Regions from separate parts of the Homo sapiens genome. Here region 2 is linked to region 1. Evidence: chromatin loops called from intact Hi-C (ENCODE). Cell type or tissue: heart right ventricle. All regions are shown on one strand. Each heading gives the region's core, and the rest is flanking DNA. Links, peaks and the distances in the headings are about the cores only.

Evidence for each region. Peaks named below come from ENCODE experiments on the same cell type or tissue, not always from the same donor. Only the 100,000 strongest peaks of a DNase experiment are listed, where the experiment ranks them.
Region 2: it touches region 1 in a loop (2.0-fold over the local background); 11 of 110 quality-filtered maps call a loop at or near these places.

Annotation. Positions count from the first base shown.
Region 1 is chr18:1,581,851-1,593,182 of GRCh38, reverse strand. No RefSeq gene overlaps it. Among named protein-coding and RNA genes, the nearest start is that of LINC00470, 230 kb to the right of the region's middle. In heart right ventricle, for the core only: a CTCF peak has its summit at 7,111 (motif pointing left); no DNase peak of the experiment used is centred there; H3K27me3 peaks cover 268 bases.
Region 2 is chr18:1,658,482-1,669,813 of GRCh38, reverse strand. No RefSeq gene overlaps it. Among named protein-coding and RNA genes, the nearest start is that of LINC00470, 300 kb to the right of the region's middle. RefSeq lists a silencer at 5,452-5,746. In heart right ventricle, for the core only: a CTCF peak has its summit at 5,539 (motif pointing right); a DNase peak (open chromatin) is centred at 5,523; H3K27ac peaks cover 2,593 bases.

The sequences.
Region 1 (11,332 bases), core at 2,169-10,168:
TAAATATCTACAGTTTAGTACAATAGCGTCTTGACAAAGCTAGAGAAAAAGACAATGCCAAAACTTTGCCCACTGCACTGGCTTTCAGGTCCCTTATCACTTTTCACTTAGCAATATGCTTTTAAATCTTTTCATGGGTTGATAACAGTGATTTTTCCCCATTTTTTATTGTGGTTAAATACATGTAACAAAATTTACAAAAATTAACAATTTTTAAGTATACACAGTTCAGTCATCTTAAATACATTCGCAATGCTATGCAATCCTCACCACCATCCGTCTCCATAACTCTTTTCATCTTACAAACTGAAACTCTGTACCCATTAAACAACAGCTCCTGATATTCCCCTAGCCCGAGCCCCTGGCAGCAACCATCCTACTCTCTCTCTATGCTGTTGACGGCTCTAAGTATTTCATATAAGTGGAATCATACAGTATTTATGTGTTTGTGACCTGTTTATTTCATTTAGCATAATGTCCTCAAGGCTTATCCATGTTGTAATATATGCCAGAATTTCCTTTCATAAGGCTGAATAATATCCCATTATATATATACCTATTCTATTGAATGTATATACCATATTTTTCTTATCTGTTCATCTGCCAATGAACATTTGGGTTGCTTCCACATTTTAGCTATTGTGAATGATGCTGCAAGGATGACTATTTAAAAAAATAAAACAAAACAATGAGTAGTTGGTAAGGATGTGAAGAAATTGGAACCATCATGCACCATTAGTGAAAATGTAAAATGACATATAGGTATTTAGAATGGTGGAAAACAGTGTAACAGTTTCACAAAAAAAGTTAAAAATATAATTAACTTTAATAGCAATTCTACTTCTGGTTGTATACTCAAAAAAATGAAAAACAGGATCTTGAAGAGAAATGTGTACATCCATGTCCACAGCTGATCTCTACAGTTCTTCTTTGCATCTACTCAAGAACAACTTGGCCATTTCCAAGTTTGGGCAATTATGAATAAAGCTCCTAAAATATTCACATGCAGGCTTTTCTGTAGACATAGTTTACCAACCAAAAAATTGGGAAAATTTCAAGAAATGCAGCTGAAGATCTTACGGTAAGAGTAGACTTGGTCTTATAGCAAGCTCCCAAAGTGTTTTCCAAAGTTGCTGTACCATTTTGCAATACCTCTAGCAATGAGTTCCTCTAGCAGCAGAGTTCCTGTCGCTGCACATTCTTGCCAGCATTGGGTGTTGTCGTTGTTCTGAGTTTTAGCCATTCTAATAGGTATGTAGTGGTATCTTGTTATAATTTGCAGTTCCCTAATATGTGATGTTGGGCATCTTTTCATATGTGTATTTTCCATATATGTATATTCTTTGATGAAGTATCTGTTCAGATCCTTTGCCCATTTTTAAAAATACAGTTGTTTGCTTTCTTATAGTTGAGTTTTAAGAATTCTTTGTATATTTTATATACTAGTTCTTTATCAGGTATGTTTTTTGCAAACATATTTGTTCAGTCTGTGACTTATTTCTTAACAGTATATTTTGCAGAGCAGAAGTTTTAGTAAACTCTAACATCAATTTGTTCTTTTTAGATTTTACTTTTTATATTATATCTAAAAAGTCACTACCAATACACTGTCACCTCGATTTTCTCCTATGTTATTTTCTAAGAATTTTAAATTTGTGTGCTTTACATTTAGGTCTTTTATCCATTTTGAGTCAATTTTTGTGAAAGCAGAAAGTCTGTTTCTCAATTTATTTTTTATATGTGGATTCACTTTATTATTTTTCAAAAGTTACCTTAAAGCGTTACATCAAAAATTCTGGGGGAAAAAATCTTTGACTCTAATACTAGTCTCCTTTATTAAAGGTATTTTCCATCTACTTGTTGGTAGAGCTTCAATTTTGTTAGTCTTCTGCTAAGCTAAAAAGCCAGCAAGAATTTAATATAAATTCCAGAATAATACTTGATTAACTTGCACAAAGGGCAGTAAAGTGAGGATAAAGATCAGAGCGGAGCAATAAAAAACAAATAGCAAATAGCAGATTTAAACCAAACCACATTAGTAATTATATTAAATACAAATGGACTAACCATTCTAAACAAAAGGCAGAGATTGTGAGTTTGAATTAAAAAAACACAAAAGATTCTACTAGATGCTGTTTATAAGAGATACATTTAAAAATTAAATACCCAAACAGATCGAAAGTAAAATAATTGGGAAAGATACACCATGCAAGTGGTGATTATAAGTTGCTTCATAGTTACAAAAAAAATCTGTTAATACTAAATTAATCAGACTATAAGATAGTTAATTGAGATAATAATGGTCATTTTATAATAATGAAAGTGTAAATTTGTGAAAAACTACATATAAATTCTGCATACACGTGCATATGCTCTTGATCATAAGGATTCAATATATAATATGAAGCAAATTTGACAGAACTGAAAGGGGAAAGAGACAAATCTGCAATTATTTTTAGTGATTTTAACTCTTCTCTCTCAGAAGCTGATGCGACAACTGGACTGAAATATCAGCAAGAAGATTAAAGACATGAGTAACACTTATCCACTAACTTGAACAAATTGATATTTGTAAAATAATGTAGGAAGCAATTGCAGAACACGTATTATTTTCAAGTGTATGTAGAACATTCACCAAGAAATATGCAGGCCACAAAATAAGTCTCAATAAATTTTAAAAGCATTGCACTTTTCCAGAATTTGTTCTCCAAACATAACATATTTAAGTTAGATATGCATAATAATGAGATACCTAGAGATTCCTCAAATACATGACATTTATCAACATATTTCTAAATAACCCATGACCCAAAGAAGAAATCACATGGAAAACTAGGAAATATTTCAAACTGAGTAATAATGTAAGTATAATATATATAGGTATCTGGTTACTGCCACTGCATACAAACCACTTCAAAACTAAGTGGCATAAAAATAATCATTTTATTGTACTCATGGATTCTACGGTTCAAGAATTCAGACACATGGGGATGACATGTCTCTTCCACAATGTCTGGTCTTCAGCTGGGAAGACTGGAACAACTGGGGCAACTAATGACTGAGACTAGAATTGTTGGGTGGTATCTTTGGCCCCTAGGCTTAGGATGACCATAGGCTCAGCTCATTGAAGTCACTGAACAAAACATCCACAAACGGCCTCTCCACATAGCCTGAAATTTCTCATACTATAGAGGCTTCAAGGCAGCCAAACTTTCTTCATGGTCTTCCTGGGCTACAAAAGTGAGTGTCCCCTCTAAATATTGGTAAAGATAAGAACCAAATGAAGCTCTTTGCTGATGGAACAACTGCTGTATAAAACTGTCTGGCTTTTTTTTTAGTAAACATACATATGTACAGCAATATAGATAAACTTCAAAGACATTATATTAAATGAAAGAAGTTAAAGACAAAATAATATATGCACACATGATTCCATTTATATGAACAGGCAAAACCAATCTAGTGTAATGGAAGTCAGAAGAGCAGTACCTTATGTTGTGCCTCAAAGACAGCACAAAAGAACTTTCAATATTATTAAGTAAATAGAAATTATTACAGGTGTGATGATAGTATTGTGCTTATGTAGTCAAATCCCTTATGGTTGAAATATGCACGCAGCAAGTGTCATGATATCTATAAGTCACTTTCAAATAGCTCAGCAACATTTCAAATACCTCTGTATAAAGAGAGAATGAAAAATGACAGATGCATAAATAAATAAAATGAGATAAAGCAAGCACAGCAAAATGTTACTAATTAGTCAAACTCACTGGAAGTGTATATGAGTTTTCATATACAATTATTTTACCTTTTCTTTTTTCTTTTTTTTTTTTTTTTTTTTGAGACAGGGTCTCACCCTGTCACCCGGGCTGAAGTGCAATGGCGGGACCTCGGCTCACCGCAACCTCTGACTCCCAGGCTCAAGCGATTTTCCTGTCTCAGCCTCCCAAGTAGCTAGGACTACAGGTGCCTGTCACCACGCCCCAGCTAATTTTTGTATTTTTGGTAGAGATGAGGTTTCACCATGTTGGCCAGGCAGGTCTTGAACTCCTGACCTCAAATGATCCACCCACCACGGCCTCCCATAGTGCTGAGATTACAGGCATGAGCCACCGCGCCCAGCCTCACCATTTCTTTAGATTTGAAAATTTCAAAAGAAAAAACGGTTGTAAAGTACAGTAAGTAAATTCTGAGAGATTTGAAATTTATTAAGTAGAAAACATTTCCCGAGTAACTCTTATGTCAGATTTTTTTTTGATGGCTCAAATATCACTATTGTTTTATTATGTCCAGAAATCTTGCTAATTAATTTTTAAGAGTATTTTCTTTATTTCAAACAAGTTTAAATACTTTTAGAAATAAAAGTTTTAAAATAAATGAGAAAATAAAACTATATAACATCATTTTAAAGTTTTAATCCAAATTATAAGAAAGATAAACTAAACTGAGTAGAAAATCATGAAACTTGTGTTCAGACAGCTACAAATAATCTTAGCGAAATTATTGACACAAAAGTAAAACAAATTTCCCCACAGGAACAAAGACAGTAGCTAACAAAGTAGAAAGTCCAGACACAGCTCAGTGGTAGGAGTATATGTTTTTCTCCAACTTGTCTAACTTGAGGAATCTGGGCAGTATTTTCACTCACAAAACCAAGGCTGTCTATGGCAGTTTACTTTATTATCTAAAATGGCATAAAGTGCCAATAATATGGGCAATCTTGGCAGGGCGTGGTGGCTCACACCTGTAATTCCAGCACTTTGGGAGGCTAAGGCAGGCAGATCACGAGGTCTGGAGTTCAAGACCAGCCTGGCCAACATAGTGAAACCCCCTCTTGACTAAAAATACAAAAAATTAGCCAGGTGTGGTGGCGGGTGCCTGTAGTCGCAGCTACTCGGGAGGCTGAGGCAGGAGAATCGCTTGAACCTGGGAAGTGGAGGTTGAAGCAATCCCAGACGGTGCCACCGCACTCCAGCCCCCGTGACAGTGCGAGACTCCATCGCAAAAAACAAACAAACAAAAAAAGGGTAATCTTACATATAAGATGTAGCAAATACATTCTCCATTTAGATAAAAAGTATTTGGAAAAACTTAGGGAACAGTATGCCTCTGTTGCCTCTTGGAAGAATAAATTATCATCACCCTTTATTCATAAAAGCCACCAGAGAAATAGCCACTGTTTCTCATTATGATTCTCTTACCTTTAGTAGCCAAGTTTTAGAAGTGAATGGTTGTGAGAAAAATGGTACATAGTACAGGAATTCATTATGTACAAAGCTTAAAATTTAACCTGGAAGTAGAAATTATAATTTAGTTTTTTTGCAAATTATCTCATTTCATTAGATTTTTTTACTAGGAGGTGATTTTTGTGTCTTTTTTTTTTTTATATTGAATTTTCTTCTGATCTCCTATGGCACTGAAAAAGAAAAAGAAGAATCTATTGCCCATGATAAGGTGGATATTTAAAAGCCTCCCAGAAAATTTGAGGTAAAAGACTAGCTTATTTTGAAATAATAAGTAATGCCCACCAGGATAGCAGAAATGTGGCGTTCTTGGTTCTTTTCTGCCCATTCCTCTTCTCTGGGCAAAATATATCAGGCTATAAAGGATAGCATGGAGAAAAAAATAAATTTTAAAAGGAAGAAGAAATACAACAAAGACATAATATACAAATAGAATTAAGTTTGAGAAATATTCCATGCACAAGAAAAATTGAGGAAAATAAAATGCGAAACAAATTGAATTCATTTGATGAATTTGCTCCCAGCAAATTGGCAGCATTACAGAAAGCAATAAAAGAACATTTTGAGGTAATGGTTGAATTTAAAGCCCAAACACAGAAACACTGGCAATTTTTTGTTTCACAAATGCACATTTAATAACCAAATAATTATATTATTTCTCCATTAATTCAAATATTCATTTCTACTATATTTTTGTTTCTATGTTACCTATCAATGGAAATTGAGTTCTTTGGTTTTTCTTTTTGAAGATGTAAGATATCTTGTCACACCAAGAAAAACAGAGTAAAACGTTTGGGAGACATCATAAAAGAACTTACATTTTATTTTATTCATGCATAAAGAAAGGAATCTAAATTCAGAATCACCTTTAAAATTCTGTAATCCTACTTTATAGTCAGCTCTAGGCAGAGTGGAGTATGAATAAGATGAACAATGACTTCTGATATGTTTTGGGGGAGAAAAATCAAGCTCACAGAGGAATTGAGGAACAAGGGAACTAATTCTGAATGTCAGAGCCGAGCCAAATTATTATGCCCCATAGTCTTTGATTAGTACCTTTAAGAGTATAGATGTGCATATTGTTTTGGCTTCCTTAGAAAGGTCTTCCTCATTATTATTTGAATATAATTAGAAAATCCAGCAATGAGAAGAGAAAACCTTAATTAAAAATTGCACTTAAGGCATATAAAATTCTAAATGCCATCTCTGGTTTATTTTGTGTCAATCTATCTGAAACATCAGAATTACAGTATTGTGCCTCTTAAACAGAAGTAATCAACTATTTTGGTTAAAAAAGGGTATTATTAACTGAAAAAGACAATTAGGAACTGAAAGTAATATTAATAGATACACATAATAATGCACCTTATTTCAAATGTAAATTTATGTAGAGCATTTAAACAGTGTTCATTTTTAAAAGACCCTATAATAATGCTCATAATTGTATTGCATTACTTATGTCATTAGAGGAATTCTATTCTGACTCATAAAAGCCAAAACTGTCATAACCTGTCAAAGCACCTTCATATATGAACCATACTGCAAATTTCAGATCAAAAAATTACATTTTAATATAAACCATACTTATTTATGTATCATATAGAAAATAAGAAAATATCAAAATTGATATATGGCCTGTCTCTTCAAATAAAAGGGCTACAGAAGAAAAGCATATATCCAAAAGCATACTGTCTAGAATTTAAACTTCAAATGGCATTATAAAAATATTGTCCTCAGTTTAATTTTCATCTGAACATCTACCAATCACTTTTTACAGTTTACATCTGAGACAAATTTCAATACACTACTAACGCGTAAGCTTTAACATTCTGAATTAAGGTTTGATACACTGCCACCTAGTGATAATTTGAAGAAAATTCAAATGTATTGATGTAGTGCTGAAGGCTCAATCCCGCACTTAACTTGACGGAACATTGGGCAGGAACTTACCACGCACTCATTTATCTGGCCGAAAAGCAAGCTGGTTAAAGGTAATAACAGAAGAGTAGATGGTAGTTCAAATCTCTGCTCCATTTATGTCGTGACCTTGGGAAAGTTATTCTATATCTTTAGCTAAGCCTTGGTTTACAATTCTGGAAAGTGGAAATTATTATATAATTACCTCAAATAATAAATTATTTAAGGTTAAATTACTTTATTCAAATTCATTTAAGAAATGAACGCGATGAGGGTATATTGCTGATCATAGCCCGTGCCATATCACAAACCCTTTTAGTAGTCATACAATTATTTGGCAAAACTTTTTTCTAAGTGCTTGCATGACCAAACTCAATTATAATTTTCCAAAATACTGCTAAAGGTATTCTTGCTCCTTCAGCAAAAACAAAAAGTAGCTGATTTACCATGGAAGAAGTGATATTTACAGTTGTTGCTTCAAAATGTAAAAACACATGAAAATTCTAAGTTTGGATTTTATTTCTACCATTTAATAGTTCCATAAGCCAATCAAAATACAGTCTCGACTTAAATCCCTACATGTACTTTCTTCTAAGTTAGCAGCTGTGATAATGTCTTATATTCATTTTTATACACCAAATACATATAGTGCCTGCACATAATAGATGTCCAACAAATATTTTTGTAAGATCTGAGCATACTATCAACATACTATGCTTAGTTCAATGGGCATTAAGTTCCTGTTATAATTCAGTAACTGACATAGTCATTACTAAAAAGATGAATGAAAAAACCATTCCAAATTAGTAAAAGATAGAGCCATACAACTAACAAGAATACAAGTGAGAAGTATATGAAAATTACATCAGATTTATAAACAAAGAAACAATTTTTATCTGAGGGGCTTAGAAAAAGTATACAGAAGGAGGCAAAATAACAATGTAAAAAAATAAAGGAAAGCACTCTGTTTCTTTGCTAGACATTTTCCCCCTTGTATTCATTAGCGATTTGTATGGTTCATTTGGCAAAAGTAGGGAAGAAGAAAGTGAATTTGCATAAGCACAATTAATGACTTCTTAAAAATTCAGCAGAATTGCAATTAAATCTGAGTGGATTCCAGTTCCAAAATGTCCTTCTCTTACAGTAAAAAACAGTAAAAAACTACCTGAAAAGTTTTCACCATAAAACTGTGCCTCACGCTTTTACATTTTTAAAGGAATATTTAAATCTTATATGGTTAAGATCAGATACATTTTTTATCAAAGAACAGGGCAACTGCTTTTGTATTACCATGCCTAGCACCATGAAATAAAGAGGCAAAGGCAGCCTGAAAAACCTTCTCTTTTTCTACCATATTTATGAAGAGGCCAGTGCCCCTGAGTCAATAGATCTGGCCATAAATGGATTTTGATAGTAGAGAGAGGACAGTAGACAAGGAGACAGATGAGGAAAGAGTCTAAATATGTCAGTGAAATTCTCACCATAGCCAAAAAATATCAAGTGGCTGTCAGAGTACATCTTGATTGATGTTATTAAAACCTAGTTGAATCAATAAAAATTGCTTTCAGGTCACAGTGTGGCTCCCAATTCTACAATTCTACTCTTAGACTTGATGTGCTATAAATTGTATCTAAGTTGAACTTTACTAATTCTTCTTAGATGTTCTGTGATATATAGTGCAAAATTGTTCCTGAAGGAGAAACACCAACAAGCAGCATGATATGCAGCCTTTTCAACAGTGCCTGCTGCAAGGCAAAGGAGAGCAGACAGTAATCCTTCATATACTCTAGAAAACATTCTTTTGCCAATAATCAAATTAGTGATTACCCAAATACGGACAATTCAATAGAAGATACATATTAGGAGGTGTCCATTATGTATAAAAATGCACAAAGTTGTTGTGGGAGCTAAGAACATGTAATATGCATATATCATAATTTCCGGTTAACTTGAATGATCAGAGAGAAAATATAATAATATAGAAGGCAATGCAAGGGAACAATATAAGGAAACCAATGAGAAAATAGTGACTTTTCTAGGCATTAACTGAGGACATTTGCAAAAGAGCAACAGACATGACCAATGAGGGGAGATAAGAGTCATGCTTTTCTCATTCACTTGTTTAACACAAATGTATTGTCTACTTCTTGCCAGGTAGGCATTGTTGTGGGCTCCGGAGATATGGTAGGGAGCACAGCCAAGGAGTTTACATTTTGACAAGAACAGATAAAAATGTAAAATGAAAATTATGGAAAGGACAACTTTATGATGTGAGGAGCACTAAGGAAAAAATAAGTAGAGTGAAATGGCCAAGCATGATGTGCAGGGAGGACTAATAGCAATGCAGAATCAAGGAAGCACTCTCCAAGGAGTTGGTGGTTATGTTGAGTCCTGCCCAGTGGATGGCTCCAGTCCCACGACAACCCTGGGGAAGAGTATTTCAACCAGAGGAAGGTGGTCAATAGATGGCCATTCCTGAAGCAGGTCGATGCTTTCCAGAAGCCTGAAGCTGGAGCTGAAGCACACGTGTCATGAGATTGGGTCCAAGAGGCAGAAGCTAGAGCATGTTGAACCTTCAAGGCCATGTTGAGGTATATGGGTTTTATTCTACGTGAAATGAAGAGTTTTAAGAAAGGGGGAAACTGATCACAGTATAAAAATTGAAAAAGAATTTTGGAAATGGATTATGGTGAGCCTGAAACGACGAGTTGAAAGGTTGAGGACTTACTTGTGAACAATGAGCATCTGAGGACAGAACAAGGAGTTTCCACAAGCAGAACTATGGGAAGATGGATATGATACATATATAAAGCAGGAATACCATATCAAATAAACAAAAACAAAGCAAAAACCGCACTTATTTGGTGTATATGCCCCAGTGGCAAATGAGATGGGGGGTCTTCATTATTTCACCCCAGCCAAAACTACGTGTCATCTGGAACATTCATCAAATGTCCTTGTGTCCTACTGAAATTCTTCCCTCAACCTAAAGTCCCCATGACTTTAGATTACATATGAGCTTTTGCTCATTCTTTAAGAATGAGTTTAAATGTGACCTTTTCTGTGAAGTCTTTCCTTGTGGTTCAACACTGCTCAGAGCTTACAGAATTTTCTCCCTGCTTCTATAAGCTTTGAATGTATCTCTCTTACATCAATTTCATATTGCATTCTAACGTTGGGTTTACATCTTTTCCCTGTAGATTTTGCTCTTTAAAGATATATGTGGTCACGTTCACTTTAATACCATCAGTGCCTAATGCAGTGCCTCCCTCATAGGAGGACCTCAGAGAATGTCTGTTGGAAGAATGAGTCTCAACAGATCAAGCATCAGGGGATGAGGTCCAATGACACAGGGAAGGAGCAAACCACTCCCTTCTCACCTAACATGAACCCTACAGAATGCTCTGTGTGTAGCAGACAAATGTCCTCTAACCAGTAACAACGGTATTATTGGTTGAGTTATTGCCATAAGCTAATCATCTGGGAGTGTGTGCAGTTATTATTTTAAGCTTATGGTTAACCATTAGAAGAAACCTGCCTCATAAAATCCTATAGCTACATGTTACATAACAAATTCTTTGAAACAGATTTGTAACCATGGTGACATTTTACTTTCCTGTGCTTGTGGAAGATATTCTACAGTACAGACAATGCTCCAACAATACGTATAAATATTAATTGACATTAGATACTTGACAGAAGTTTATTTCACTTGTTAAATGATAAACAGTGGATGATACTCTTTGTGTAAAAAACTGAAAAAAATTATCTTTTTTCCAATGTGAATAGGATTATTTTGGTAGGCAGAATTATAAGATAGCCCAAAATTCTCTCTCCATAAAATATATGCCAACCTTGGAGTGTTCACTCTGAATTTTATGGGTGAGCTCTCCGTTGATCATGTGACATTATATGGCAAAAGTGAAAGGATTTTGCAAATGTAATCAAGTTCCCAGATCAGTTGATGTTGTGTTAATCAAAAGAGAGATTATCTTGATTGGGCTTGACCCAATCAGGTGAGCCCTTTAAAAGAGGGTCTATAGGTCAGAAATGAAAGAAATAGCCAAGATGCTTGTTTCTTGCCCTTGAAAAAAGCAAACTATAGCTGGCTGAAGATAGGTCACATGGCAGGGAAGAGTACACAATCTTTTGGGGGTGAGGACTTCAGTCCT
Region 2 (11,332 bases), core at 2,331-10,330, 76 kb before region 1:
TGCCCACTAGATTTTATGCTCTAAGAAGTCTGGTGCCCATTAGATTTTGCCCACTTGAGCTACCTGGAGATATTTATTACTGTAAATTTTCTTAAAAAGCATAATTAAAGTATCCCTCAAGAGTTGTATATGTGAAATTAATTTTTTAGAACAAGCTGCTGCCAGTCCTGGTAACAGTCTACTGTCTTCTTCACCCCTGCATTCACAGCGGTTCCCATTCTATCTTTGCTTCAGTATATAATATCTTCCATATATTTTCTCTTGACTGTGTACCTCTGTTTTGTTTATTTCTTCTGCTTAAATGTCCTTCTCCTGCAATTTGATTTTTTAACTTGTCCTTCAAGATCCAGCTCAGGCTTCCCTTTTCTTGCAGTCTTTTGTAACCTCATTTCTCCCTTACCTTGGCTTGTACCCCTCTTCTGTGTTCCCATTGCACACTGTACAAACAGCCCTTCCCAGCCTCTGCCACACAGAAGTGCATCTCTAAGCTCTATACAGCCTTTGCAGAACTCTGGTATCTCATGGACAAAAATCATATTTGTTTTTGCTCCATTATATGATCAGAAAAAAAATGCATCACAGCTGAACACAGCATACATGTCCCAAAATACTGTTGAAAGAATTCTGTTTTTAAAAATCTTTCAAAAGTGATATTTGGATAGTAATAGAGATGCCCTCACTCAATATTAAAGCTTGCCATAATCATTTACAGAATAGAACTAAGTGAAAAAAGGAATGTAATTAGTAATGTCCTTTTACAGTGAGGCTGTTATGATCTTTCTGATAATACCAAGTGAGAGATCTCTCCTCTCTAGCTGCTGATTGAAGAAAGTTACATAAAATGCTTAAAGATGAGATTTTAAAAAATTTGAATTCAATGATGACTTGAAAAGCCTTCAACCAACTGATTAATTCATAAGGAAAGCAAATTTAAAGAAAACAGTGTTCAACAATATTTATGAAATATTATATACGCATACATATATACACATATATATACAAATATATACACACACATATACAAATGGGTTAGTTTTTTTAATCCTTATTTAGTGTTTTTTAGTGTTTTTCTCTACCTTATATATTATTTTTATTAAAATATTAGAAACCAAAATAAACATGTAGAATCTAATGTAAAAGCAAAGCTTGGCCATTTCATTTAGATCGGAGCAGCTCTTGCTGAATATAAAGCCCTCGAGATCCTAAAGCAATGTCCAAGTAAATGAACAGAGGAAATAAAGCCATTGACAGCTCTACAAAGAGGCAGTACGAATGACTTCAGGATTCATGCTATTTGTATCCCCTGATAACCCTGTCATCTAAGTCACAGTGCTTGCTAGGCACTGGCAAGGCAGATGGAAAAGTATTAAGTACAGGGTGAGATATTTACATTCAGTAGACTGTTACTAGGTGACGAAGACTGGCAGCAGCTTGTTCTAAAAAATTAATTTCACATATACAACTCTTGAGGGATAGCTTAATTATGCTTTGTAAGAAAATTTACAGTGATAAATATCTCCAGGTAGCTCAAATGGGCAAATAATATTGGGAAAGGAGAAAAATCCATCTATTTCCACACAATATCTATCAGAAAGATCCTAACAACCTCACTGTAAATGGACATCATTAATTACATTCCCTCTTTTCACTTCATTCTCTTCTGTGAATGATTATGGCAAACTTTAATATTGAGTGTGGACATCTCTATTACCATCCAAATATGCCTTTTAAAAGATTTTTTAAAATAGAATTCTTTCAACACTATTTTGGGACATGTATGCTATGTTCAGTTATGATGCATTTTTTTCTGGTGAATATGTATTCACTTACCTCTTCTTTCCCTTTGAGTCAGACTACAATTCCCTACTCCTCTTTGGAATTAGCCATGTGACTGGTTTTGGCTAAAGGAATGTGAGTAGGAAGTTATCTGAGCAGAGTCTTTAAAATGTGTTTGAACATTTCGGTTTGCCCCTTGGCTTCTGCCATTTCTATGGGTTTGTGCTTCAAATAACTGCTGATCCTAAAATGATATGTAGCAGATCTGAACCTAACCTTCAGTCTGGAGCCAAAGCCAACTGGACCACAGACTGAAGCAGTTTATCAGCCAGCCCCAGCCAAGATTAGCAAAACCTTAGCTGGGCTGCAGACCTATAGGTGTGAGAATGAATGCTCATCTTTGTAAGCCATTTAGTTAGTTACACAGCATTATTTTTATAATAGCTAAATTAATTATACTGTAACAAAACAAATGAACAAGGGCAACGATAACAATAAAAATGAATATTTTAACATTATCTCATTATTTCTAGCTCTTATTTTTGTCTCTCATTTTACTCTCACGACATACTTCTCCATGATTTCCAAATATAGTATTGAACAGTTAGATAGCTTATCAATATATTATGTTCATTCACAAAAAAGACTACATTTTAAAAAAGGTCACATGTTGAAAGAAGATATTTGTTACCCATATAGCTAACAATAGAATACTAAGTGGAATACATTAAGAATTTCTACAAAACAAATAAGAAACACAAAATCTATTCAAGAGAAAATGGGCAAAAGATGTGACCATGTGATGCACACACAGGGGAACATATGTAATCAACACATATAAACATGTTCAATCTCATTAGAAATCTGTAAAATAAAAGATTAAACCATTAGATTAGTAAAACTGAAACCATCAGACAGACCACGTGTTGATGACAGTATAGAATAATGAAACTTCTCATGCTTTCCTGATAGGACATAGCTATGGAGAACAATCTAGCAATCTCTAGAAATACAAATACACACAGCTTAGGATCTAAGAATTCTACTGCTGGAGTGTAGGGCATCTCTTGCATGTGTAAACATGGAGGCATGTTCTGCATTACATAGACACATATTTGGAGAAAACTTAGATGTCAAACAAGAAGCAAAATAAGAAATCGTGGCACTCATACAGTGCAATAGAACAGTATGCCAAATTAAAGAACTAGAGCTGTGCATTTCAGCCCAAATGAAGTTCATAAAAATCTGTGAGCAATTAAAAATATGTTTTCATTTAATCTGAGGTAATTTCCAGATTTTCTGATCCTGGGAAAGGATTACAAAAAGGCTTCTTCACTTTTCTCACAACTAGGCTTGCAATTTGGCTTTGTCAGTCATGATAAAATCTGGAACAATACTTCTTTTAATTGCCTCCTTTAACTTCTAAGGATGTAAGATAGATGGGTGACATATGATATCAGATGGACTGTTTTTAATGAAAAGAATTGACATTTAAAATCATTCAATACAATTGGAATCTCTCATTACGCCTACATTTTCAACCTATAGTAGTTTTCTATTGTGCACCATCTAGGTAAATGCCTACAATTACATACTGCTGTTTTTCTTGTCTTTTGTGCTGAACCATGGGCGTCATTCAACTTAAGCAGGACATGGCCTTTCAGCCCTGATGCTTCTCCTCATAGTCCCATAGATAGCTCTCACAGTAACTCTATTGTAAAGTAAAATGTGCTTTTCTTCTTACTTGTGTGCTGCTTATCAGTACCTGAGCATTGGAGGCAGTTTCTCTCTCCTCTGGTTCTCACTCACCATCAGTTCCCACGTGATTCCCTGTTCCCCATTCTAGCTATCCTGCACATTCTTCTCCCTCATTATCTTGCCTTCAGTTTAAACTTACAGGCTGTTGGTGTCCGGACAAACACATTCTTTCCTGACATTGAGAGGTACAACCCGTCTCTATGCAAGATGTGATCTTTATGTAGTCTTGGCCACAATTCTAAGCCACAGTGCTAGGCACTGGTGAGGCAGATGGAAAAGTATTAAGTAAAAAATGAGATATTTACATTCAGTAGACTGTTACCAGGTGACCAAGACTGGTAGCAGCTTGTTCTAAATAATTAATTTCACATATACAACTCTTGAGGGATACTTTAATTATGCTTTGTAGAAAATTTACAGTGATAAATATCTCCAGGTAGCTCAAATGGGCAAATAATATTATACAGAGTAACCCTTTGCTCTTCCAAAGGCTTCTATCATTAGTGATAACAAATGTTGAGAAGAGCACTGGTGCTACCTGTTCTGAAGATAATTCTCTACTTATTTCAAAAGTATCACCCATTTTTGTATAAAAGAGCAAAAGAATATAGCTATCAATAGTTGGGATAAATCTTGTTAGCCTCCACAGTACACGCCAGGATCATTACCCGGGACAACAGCCCATTTTCCGGCTAGGCCTGTACTATGTACAGCCACGTTTGTATATGCCATGTTGATGAGAACTCCAAGGCATAATTTTATGGCTGCCACTTTAAGGAAGAGAGGAAAGTAGGTAAGGACAGTGGCTTTCAGGAGTAAAGCAATTTTCTGACAGTTTTTGATCAAAGTATTATCACTGTCTAAGATTTTTTTTTTTTTTTGCCTCCACTAGAAATACATACGTTTAAGATGATAGATGCCAAACAGAATACTGTGATGAGAGGGTCAGGGAAAGATCTCACCTAGCAAGAATGTGTGATTAATTTCCCTTCTGAATTTATGAGACAGGGCAGTCAAGGCCATTCTAAAATAGCAACAGGGTGATTAGAAGGTGACTGAGTAAACAATGTAATAACTCTGAGTGGAATTTAATCTCTTCATATGTTCTGCTAAAAACTCCAGTTTTTGAAAGAATACAATGAACCCAGAAGGGGTACTATTGCCATTAATGCTACCACAAGGAAGGAAGAGTGAAAGGAGGCAACCCGGTCCTAAAACACTGATATTTGTTCCATTCATTCGCTATATGTACCTTCAATTGCTAATATGTATGCAGTTTTCCAGGCACTTTGGGATGCGAAGTCAAAAAGGTGATTTCCTTATTTACAAAACTATAGTATGTTTAATGAAGTGTAAAAGATCTGCTAATGCATTTTGTTCTTTTTTTCCGAAGACTTTAAAATACGAATTATTACTATTTATTGAATATGTATTATGTGTCTAGGACTTTACATAGGTAATTTTATTTTTATAAATATATAGTATCATTAACAGGTGATTATTGACTCTGTATATTTTAAAGATTTGAGAAAATAAGACTCAGGTTAAATAACTTGTTCAACGTCCCCTAATTAGTCAGTGCTAGTGCTGGAATTTGGATGTGTGTGAATTGCAAAGTTTGTTTTGCTAAGCAAAGTCCAGGGGCTGTCTGTAAAGAGGGGTCTAGGAGTCTATTATAGGTATACACTGACATTATATAGAACTCAACTTGCGATCAAATATGTCAGCCAACATAAAGGAAACACGTATTACTAAGGTTGATTCTTAAAAGCAACATGGCCTGGGCTTAGGGGCTATACATTCAGGAGAAGTGGCATCTATGTGGTTTATGAACCAAAACAGTATCCTTCAAAGTAAGAATGAATATGTATGTATATGGTCTGCACTGTAGAATGAAGTAGTTCTTTCTGATGGAGCTGGGGATGTGGCCAGAAGGGGATGCATGTGCAACTTTGCATTTGCGACTAACCCCTAGGGGGCGCCGAGTCTACAGAGCTAGGAGAGAAGTTTGTGCTAAGTTCCACGGGATAAACTGATACGCTTCCTGGCTGGGTGTGAAGGAGCGCCTCTTTTCTTGCACATATCCCTACTGTAAATGTATCCCAAATGTTTGATCCTAAATCATACTTCATATCAGCCGCTGTTTATATTATGTTCCAAGCCTCCCCCTGCTGGTTGCCTGAGTGACATTTTTGAATAGAATATGACAGAGCTTGGGTAGAAGGTGAAGGACAACGCTGGCATGCTGATGTAGCCCATGCGTGCTGTTCTGATAATACGGTATCCTTAAATATAGTTATTGTCTCTCCTTCAGGAATAACTACATCTGCAATAACTAGCTCCTGGATAAAGTCATATGAATGAGAGAATTGACTGTCCTACTGAATATAACTGAATCTCAGAATAAAACCCTGCTTTTTTATTGCTTACACGTGTCCATTTGTTAACATTGCATTTGGATAAAACAATGGTTCTAAACCAATTAAATTTAGTGAAAGAGAGGAAGCTTCAATGAATGGAGCTCTTTCTTTTCCTGCCCAGATATACTACCTAGAGAGAGCTTGAAAACAAAGAGAATGTTTATCAACATAGCCAGGTAATATTTCAAATTAGATGTCAGAGAGAAGTTTTCACTTTTCATGAGGAGCTACATGTGTTAGTTAAAGCTTAAAACTCTTCAAATGTAAATCACATTGATGGGAATTTAATTTATTGTGCAGAAATTAAGGCCATTTATGAATAGAATATATTTGATTATATTCTTAGTACTCTTTCAACATGAGATAGGAGTATAGTTGAAAATAGATTTAATTAATCATTTAGTAAGAGCTTACTGTTCTTTAAATAAATAAATAAATACTACCGTAGTCGTATAAGACATAGAGATAATGAATTCATAATCTCAGTTAGCAGATTAGATACCATAGGAAAGAAAATGGAACCATTCATCTGGATATTTCAATACCTTTGTCAAGGGCAATTCCAAAGAGTTCTACAGTTAGCAGTTCTCTTCTTGTTAGCCTTGCCTCCTGAGTGTTTCTTCCCTTTGGCTTCTTTGCTAGAGTCTGATGACTTCTTGAGAGGTGGCCGCTAATTCTGTACACTAAGTCCACCCAACTCAATCATTCCCTCATTCTCCAAATTTTATCTTGGGCAAGCCTAATATTCCTATACCTACTCTAATGCAGCTCTGAGTGCCAGCCACTTCAAGAAGGGCTGATAGATAAATTTTAGGATAAACTCTTTTCCTTATGGAAATCTAGGCTTAGAGTTCTACTGGGAATACCAAGGCCATAATTTCCTAAATATCTTGTGTGCAACAAAAATGTATTACAAAAATTTGGGTCCAGGAGTCAATTAAATTTTGGAAAATCTGCAAATCATATTTCCATCTCAAAAATGTACAAAACCCTTTAGCAAACGAAGCATGCCTAGAAGTGGTGTAGTAATGAAGCCTGGTGTTTACCAAACCTATTTGAACACCACGTTTTAAAAATAACTATTTAATGGCAGTTAGGGACTCAACAGACTTGACAATAACCAGAGAGTTGACTTTGCTAGTTCCAGAAAATTGTTAATTGTTAGAATAGAAAGCTTTGTCTTTGAACTATATTATACTACCTGGCCCACATTGTCCATGAGTCTGAGTGGGATGGGCACATCTCCCTCTCTGTTCCAGAAATTCCCCCTTTGCCTTAAAGAGGAGGGCTTGGTTCTGTCTCAAGCAGTCCTAGAGCTGGCTTATTCTGGTGGAAAACCAGCCAGTCTTTCTTCTCCTGGAGGAATACAATTGGAGGTGCCCAAGCAGTGGGTGGCCCAAGTATCAATCTTTTATGAAAATTTGTGTCTTGCTTGTGGCATAAGCAAATTAATAAACATAAGGCAATGATTGTTACATGGAATATAATAACACATAGAACAAAACATGTTTATAACTTACTGTCTTTATCTGCCGCCTACAGATTTAATAATGTTTATTATCCAGTTCTAATTCTAAAAACAATACTTTAGTGTTTTATAAAAATACAGAAATTAAATCTACCATAATTCCAACACCTAGGGAAAAATACTATTAACAAATGTAGTGCCATTTCTTACTAAATGTCTGTGCTTTTAAACATTTGTCTTATACTGTATAATTCCATCTTTTGCAAATTTCATTTAACATATCAGAAGTTTCCCATATCATTCAATACTTTTTGATATTGCTGATTTTATTGGCTACATAATATTCCTCCCTGATATCATTCCTTTAACCTTTTCACTCTTATTAGACACTTAAGTGTTTTCTACGTTTTCATTATGATGATATGACTATGTTTTCAAGACAATTCTTTCTAGTTGGGAATGCTTATTGATAAGTATGGTAATCATATTATCATTATAAAAACAGCTAATTTTAATTGAATGTTCATGCTGTGCATTTTCTCATTTAATTCTTTCAACAACACTGTGAGGTAGGTGGTATTACTATCTGCATATTACATTTAATAAAAAGGAGCATAGAGAGGTTAGGAATCTGACTAGGACTAGACCCTGGTCCTCAGTTTTAATTCCTTGCAGTTTTTCTCCAGATTTAACTACAGTATATTGCTATGTACTGTTCTTATTTCCATTTGTTTAACTGTATGCTGTCTTTTCTTTCTGGGAGATTTTAAAATCTGTTCTTTTCTAATTCTAAAGTCTCAGAATAAAGTGGTTTGATGGGTATCTTATTGCATTCATTGATTTCAACAAAAAATGGACCATTTAAATTTGAAAACTGCTCTTCTTTCATTATGGAATAGTTTATTACTTTATTCAAAAACTGCATTATCTCCATTTCTTCCCATTCTCTCTTTATGGAACTCCCATTATGAAGTTTCTATACCTTCTAAGAAATATTTAATTTATTTTTATCTTTTTCTTTCTATCAACCCTTTCATTGTGTTTTTGTTCTAATTTCAGGAGAATTATATTGAAAATATTCTAATGCCTTCTATTAAAATTTTTAAAATTTTGGCTTCATCATTTTAATTCCCATGAGTTTTTTTTTAAATCACATATATTCTCATTTCAAAGATGTGCTATTCTTTCAAATTATGCTTGTTAATAATAGTTTTCATAAAGCTTGCTTTGGGCTATTTATCTTCTTGCTCTAAATAATTCTTTTCCTGTTTATTTTGGGCTTTGGCCCTGATTTTAGAGACTTGTTGAAATAGCTTGTGACCCTTGCCTTCAAATGCTCCTTTGAATTAAAGACTCCATGGGAGATCCAGGTGCAGGGCCAGGACTTTCCAGTTGATAAACAGCATTGTAAAGTGATCTAACAGAGTCACTTCTCTCCTTAGGCAACTCCAAATGTCAGAAGTAAGAAATATCTTTCTCTAGAGCAGTCTTTCCAGAAAATAATCTTCCACGTTTTTGCTTTGGTGACTGAAAGGGCATACATAGTCCTGATGGCCCCGGTTCTTGGAGGAATGGGTTTGAGAGTCTCATGATTCATGTGCCTATTTTCTCCGAATCCCAGCATCTTCAATCAACCTCAGCCCTACCCTCTAAGTATCTTGAGTTTAACTTCCCCAGAGAATAGACATCTGCCACCTTCGGGGGTGGAAGAAAGAGCGCCATTAGGCTGCTTGCTTAATGAGACGGTGATCTGACGCTTCATCTTCACTGTAGACAGCCTACCCTCACTTAGATTTGAAATCCAAGCCTCAGCCACCCTCACTTGCCTCTTGATGCATCCACATTTTAAGTTGTTTTGGGACCCTTTGGAGTAAATTGAGGCTTTTAGCATGATCCGTCTCATCAGGTATTGTTTTTAAGCTTTCTCCACTCTGCTAGCTAGAAAAGAAGTTATTTAAACATGGAACTACTATATAGATTATTTCTTCTTTTCTAATAGTTAGAGGAAGAGATCAAAATGTGTTTTAAAATGTAATTTATATTCTGAACCATAAAAACCCTTTGCTCCAGAGTTCATAGGGATTTCTACTTACTGTTGCATAGGCTTGTTGCTAAGACAACCCCACCCACTCCATCAATCACCCTTTGACCAGATAAACTTTGGAAAAAGAAAAGAGAAAAAATGCAGATTGTATACTCTGGTGAGAATTAACAGAAATGTAATTTTGTGGTTGAATAGGAAGAGCAAAATTGAAAAATGAAAACTGATGAAGGAAAGACACTAATGATAGGAAACTGTATTTTTCATGGCTTTACATAGCGTAGTTTATAGCTGGATGCATAGCTGGCCTTTAACAACATTAAGAATTGGTCAAACATTATTAAACAACCAAGTCAATCTATTTTTCCCTGCTTTCTCTTAGGCCTGTTCTGAAGCACGTACTAAAGACTATCAAAAGCCAAAGTTAGCCCTGACCAGCACTTCAACAAAATTTTTAAAGAGACAGGGAACAAATCTATTAGCACACTGAAGCCTTTCACAAGTGGCTAGAGAACCCATCTCTATATCATAATACATAAAAACCATTGTGAAGTGTCTGTGTTGCAATGATTTGCTGGCTAAAGCATGTTAAGTGACAGCATTTCTCCAACTTTACTTTGAGTTCAATTTATATCCCTGTAACGAGAACAGGTTTTGGAGCCACAAAATTGTATAAAGAGCCAAATTCTGCTGCCACCTAGAAGTGCTGTGACTCAGATTAATGATTATTTCTGAGCTTCAGTTTACCTCAAGGTGGTAAATGAGAATAATAACAACTTTGCACTGCATCCTCTGAATTTCTTACTCCAGCAACAGCACACCCTCCTTCATCCCCAACCCTTTCACTGGAAGTTCCCTCCACTTCCTTGCCCTAACTGAATGCCAGCAAATCCCCTGTGAGCACTTGCCATCAAGCAGAAGGTATTTATTTTCACACATTCTTAAAAGCTCACACCTGGCATGTGAAGTGGGCAACTTCCTGCTTTCCACAGGCGCTACACGCGTCATTACCTCTCCGTTACTCCTCTAGAAGGTTTCACTACTTGAGATCCATTCCATTAACATTTAACACTTTGCTCCCTCATCATTACTGGCTTTTACTGAACTCCTTGTCATTTCCTTTCTGTTATTGATGTTTTAAAGACCTGGGTCACGATCTCCTCATCACACTTTTCATGACAGGATGTTGAGTTATTTTAATATTTACAAGAACAGTCCTCCGATACTCTGACTTCTCAACCCCTTGAGCCCTGTCTCACTCCAACACCATTTTGATGAATCTCTCAGGATGCTTTTAATTGCTCTTTAGCCCAGCCAGAAGAGAGGCTAGTGCTCGAGGAAACGTGGATGAAAGCCAATGACAGTCACTGCTTTTTGCCAAAATTTACGTGTTAAATGCAGGAAAAGATTCCAAAAGTAAAAGTAATTTCAAATCAAGATTTCTTTCTTCAACTACAAATATTCTATTTTTGATAGGTCCTACAATCTGAAGGCGGGATTAAGAACTGTCTGCACCCACAAAAATGTTTAACCGTGAAAGGAAACCAGTGTCTTTCTGTGAGCAGAAAACATTTTGTGAGGTTTTATGTAGACCCAAATTTGTCTCTTTAATTTCTCTTGGAATGAAACTGTATAGAATGTTCTGAAGTTAAACTAAATATATGTACGTTGCCTTACGAATTTCTCAAAACAATTTAACTCCAAGCTGCAATCAAGTCAAACAAAGATAAATGATAAAAAATGAATGCAGGCCAGGTGCGGTGGCTCACGCCTGTAATCCCAGCACTTTGGGAGGCCGAGGCAGGCAGATTACCTGAGTTCGGGAGATCGAGACCAGCCTGACCGACGTGGAGAAACCCTGTCTCTACT